Linked DNA regions of Homo sapiens: region 1 is linked to region 2. The links are chromatin loops, found by intact Hi-C in ENCODE. Cell type or tissue: Calu3. All regions are shown on one strand.

Region 1 (2,500 bases), 130 kb before region 2:
CAATGTAGACTAGAAACAGAGATAGAGAGGGGAGATACAGTTTGAGTGTTTTCTGTATTATCATGACAGCACATGGAACAACCACAGGCAGAAAGATTACAAACTCTGCAATAAATATAAAGGTATTGGTTTTATAAGGTGGCCTGCAGGCTACGGACCAGCACAGAGCTCTGGCAAATGTGGAATGCCAGGAGATGTACAAAAAAATCAAGGTGACAAAAGAAGAAAAGACACTCCAAACTGCCAAGGGTTTATAATCATGCTGTGGATATTTCTGATCATCAGTGTGTTAATGGTTTTCACTATAGTTAAAACTATACCATTTTTGAATGGGTAATAGGTATGAATATTTATGCTTAATTAGTAGTTTATAAAATTTATACTATTTATTTTCATAATGTTGATTTTATGATTTTCAACGAGTGCCATTTGTCCTTAAGTCATGAAGTGGATGAGCCCCCATCAAGTGATTTTAAGAGACAGTACCTTGACTGAGCAGCTGGATCAAAGCCTGTCTGATCTGGGCAGAGCAAATAAGGAATACTTCTTACAAAAGAGGAAGCATTCAATTCTATACACTTTACCTTGGTACTCCTTGTTCTGGAGGCCTCAGCTTCTATCATGTTCTTTGCCACAGTCATATACCCACCTTCTACCTTGGCTCTCCCTCCTCCTAACTTCCATTATTTTTTCTACTTTCAAACTATAATTGACAAGCCTTTTTAATTTCAACAAGGGTCTGAAGAGAGGTGTCTGATTTTCCGTAAGGCTGGGTTATATAAGCACACAGAGTTGAATCAGAGCAAAGGAAAAATCCATTGGCAAAGGAAGAATACTATATGCTACTTTAAAACTTGTCTGAATGTATTATTTTATTTACTTATTTTAGAGGCAGGGTCTCACTCTGTCATCTAGGCTGGAGTACAGTGGCATGATCATCACTCATTGCAGCCTCAAACTCCTAGGCTCAAGGGATCCTCCAGCCACAGCCTCCTGGGTAGCTAGGACTACAGGTGCACCCTACCATTCCTGGCTTAAAAAATATATATTTTAGAGTCTGTTTTGCCCGGGTTTGTCTCAAATACTTGGCCTCAAGTTATCCTCCCACCTCAGCCTCCTAAAGTGCTGGGATTACAGGCATGAGCCATGGCACATGGCTCAAATTATATAATTCATTAGCTGGTAATAGTGTAAATTTGGAAGAGAAAAACTAAAATGATAAAGAGGAAAGATGGATTGTGAATAGAGTAAATATATATTACTGTAATTATGTTAAGCCAATCAAATGCAAAGGACAGTTCAAAGGGGACAAGTATGTAAGCCACATTCCAAAAAAAAAAAAAAAGCTTTGAAGTGAAGCTTTAAAAAGATAAGCTTTGTGTTGAGCTAAAGAAATAAACTCTATAAAAACAAAACCCTAAAATTGTTATGACAATGAATTAAACATTCAAAAATGAACAGAACAGAATGTAAAAGATTATTCCTTCAGGTGGTAAATGTTCACAACCAGCTCTCTATGGGGGAGGGGAAGGGCACTATTTGTAGTATTTGCTGATTTCTGTGCCAAAAAATTCTCTCACCTGCCCATTTCAAACAGCAGAGGTCACTAAATGTGGAGTTGGCAAGAGATACATAGACATAGTACTCTATACAGTGTTTCTATCATATAGATACAGTAGATATAAGTTGCCCCAAAAACATAATAATACAAAATGTAGCCAAATCATTCAGAAGTTATGAGTTTTGAATACTTATTTCCATTGTTTTTAATATAATTTGTTTAATTATAGTTAAAAATTTTTATGTAATTTAATTTTTAATAACTGTTGGGTATTAACAACTGACTTATAAATACTCCTAAAAATGTAACAGAATGTAGTGAGGGACAAAATGGATGCGGTCTCTGCTTTCATCAAGTTTACATTCTGGTAGAGAAAGACAGAAAATAAACAAGTTAACAATAAATAAAATAAATAGAGACTGAGATGAGAGGTTCTGCTTGGGGAAGCCAGGGAAACCTTTACAAAGAAATTGATAATTTATTTGCATATAAGTTCAAGCATATCCATTCCATACATCTGTGAGTACATTTGTAGTTCTAGGCCTGAAACTCAGAACTGCACAAGGTCAATGGAACCATATAAATATTGACCTCATTACTGACTTGTTTTCAGTCTCCAGTCTCTTGAGTGAATTTACCTTTGCTTCTTTGTTATTATAAAAATACAGTGAGGGAAAGTAAAACAAGGAGGAAGATGAAAAGAAGATGTAGGGGGAAGAGGAGCAGTTTACAATATACTTTCTATTACATTGTTTCACACTATCTCAAAACTTTTTATACGTAGAAAATACTAAAGCAAAGAAAAATGGAAGTTAAAAATCGGTAGCAGTAGTAATAGTCCTATAGTAGGAACCTTGTTTTGTTTGAAATATGTGTCTGTGTCTGCCTACAAAACATAAACACCTTAAGCTAAGAATAACTGTGAGATTAATTTTTTAT
Region 2 (2,500 bases):
TTTGTAAAGCTAATACTAATATTAGATTAATGTAATTTTATCAATATTGATAATTACTTAGTATACATTGTGAACTTTGTTTTTTGGATGTCATTTAAAGGGTTATTTTCATGAGTTCCTAAGAAATAATTTAGGCCTTTAAGGTTATTTAACCCTTCAGTAGAAAATAGTTTCCTTGTTTAAGAAAATGATCTCCATCTAGTGGACAAATTTTTATATTACAGTATACAAAGAAAAATATTAAAGCCCCTAGAATATCTCATATCAAGCACTTCCTGACCTATTAATAAATGTTTTGGTTTTAGTGCTAATATTATGGCTTAAAAGTTGTAAGATTTAAAAATATCATAACTATCTAAATGACTTAAGGTATTTAGCAATATTTGTTTCAAAACTTATAGTGGAGTGTTAAGACTTGCTTGATTTAATTGGAAAAATTATAATTAAAGAAAAAATTACTGATTTATACAAATTTGGTGTTTACTCAGTTGAACTGAAAAAAACTAAACCAAAACTCACACTTCTGTATCTCTTACATTTCTGTTCATGCACAGGAAGGAGGGGGTATTTTCTTTTTTAAAGTGTAGCAATAAGAATATCTTGATATTAAAGGGAAATAAACATAAACATTTCTACAGGCATTCACATTACTAGGTCCTCCTCATGCTGAAAAGCTGCCATGACTATCTTCTTAGAAGAGAAATCTACTTTGCCAAACCCCCACTATTTAGAAGTTTTTAATGTCTTCCAGTTGTGTACTAAATACCTTCAAAAACCTTCTTAAATACTACTCTTCATGAAAACTTCTCAGATATCCCAGCCTGAGTTAGTCATTCATCCTTTATTTTTGTATCTTAATGCACTCATATTAAGTGCTTAATAAATGCCTATTTAAGCATATCCAAGGAGAGTTTGCCAAAGATCCCTAATGTATGTCTATTGAATGATTAGAGACCATCCTCCCCTTCCAGCCTTCCTGGGAATTGACAAGGTTTCACATACATATGTGCCTATCCTATTCTGGTGAAACAGATGTCCCCTGTTTGGGTGCCACATATATTTGTGGTTTATATAATCATGCAGTAGAGCTGGAAGGACTTTAGGAACAATCGATGATTCAATGCAGTTAGCTCAGTGACTGGTCAATTAACTTTTCTAGGACCTGGTATCCTCGTCTGTAAAGTGAGTCTGTTCGACTTGACAATCTCTCATTGTCCTTCCTGAACCAAATAAATATATCTATAAAGAGACACAATTCTAAGAAAATTTTAAGTTGGAAAAACATATTTACAGCTGCTCAAGATAATGAGTTTTCCCTCTTCTGTTTATTTGATGGATTATTTCGGAGCCACTGTTATTTGATCACAGATTCAAAAGTGATCCATGAAACATCTTCCAATCTTAGAGTCATAACTCTATTTATTAATGACTCCGATAAAGAAAATAAAGGAATGTTTTAAAATGAGCTAGTTAATAGTTTGAATAAAGATTCTAATGGGGAAAATATTAATGACAGCAAAACTTGAATTCACATGTTTATTTATTCTTTCAACAAGTTTTTCTTTAAAACCACACACCTGCTGGGCTATCATAAGCTATCACCCTCCTCTCCTAAGAACACATGAAAGTTGACTTTATTTTAATACTGGTTGATGTTTCACTAGAAAGGTTCTTTGTGGAAAGTTTATCTAGATTATAAGGACTATGACGTTAAGAACTGTGTGTGTAGATTTTTTCCCAGCTCTAAAATATGTATTGCTGAGCACAGTGCCTTTTATTCATTTAATCATTTACTCAAGACACTTGGGCACAGTTTTCAATGTGCCAAGAATACGCTGAGTCTCCATTTGTAGAGAGCTCACAATCTAGGAATGGAGACCGGGTGAAAAACATTTTCAATTCATTGTAAATTCTGTCATTAGGGAGTGGGAAAGTGTCTTGGGAGCGTAGAGAAAGGGCCTTTCATAAAGCTCTGATGTACCAGGGTAGCCTTTCAGGTGCAGGCTAAGTCTCAAGGATGAGTGACAGTTAGGCAGGGGAAAGGGGATTTGATTATTTAGGGGAGCAGGAGGTGAGGTGGTGATGGCCTGTGAGAAGGAGATAGTGCCTCAATATGAGTTGAGCAAGAAGTACCCAATAGCTGAGGATGGCAAGTTGAGGCTGGGGGCAACTAATTGCAATTGAGAGCAGATGGTTAGACTGGCAGTCTGGCAAAGAAATTTTGACTTCATCCTGAGAGCAATGGTAAGTTACTGAAGGGTTTTAAACTGAAGAATGACACTGGAAAATGGATTCAAGACACTAATATAAAGGTTGTTATAATAATATAGGTGAAATTTGATGGAGACCTGAATTTAAAATATTGGTAGTAGGGATGGAAGGAAGTGGGTACAATAGAAATTAATGCTTGGATGGATGTTATAGGGTAGGAGTGTGGAGGGAGAAGCCCAGGTTTGGGAGAACAGCATTAGGCACAAAATGGGTATTTGTTGAATCGAAT

What was found. Hi-C counts contacts between places; a loop is a spot of excess contacts. Peaks named below come from ENCODE experiments on the same cell type or tissue, not always from the same donor. Only the 100,000 strongest peaks of a DNase experiment are listed, where the experiment ranks them.
Region 1: a loop joins it to region 2, with 2.6 times the contacts of the local background. A loop is called at or near these places in 5 of 110 quality-filtered maps.

The regions. Positions count from the first base shown.
Region 1 is chr5:59,347,469-59,349,968 of GRCh38, reverse strand. All of the region lies in intron 1 of PDE4D (phosphodiesterase 4D), which reads left to right. Among named protein-coding and RNA genes, the nearest start is that of PDE4D-AS1, 310 kb to the right of the region's middle. In Calu3, no CTCF peak of the experiment used is centred here; a DNase peak (open chromatin) is centred at 1,548.
Region 2 is chr5:59,216,315-59,218,814 of GRCh38, reverse strand. The region is part of intron 1 of PDE4D (phosphodiesterase 4D); the gene reads left to right. Among named protein-coding and RNA genes, the nearest start is that of PDE4D-AS1, 180 kb to the right of the region's middle. In Calu3, no CTCF peak of the experiment used is centred here; no DNase peak of the experiment used is centred here.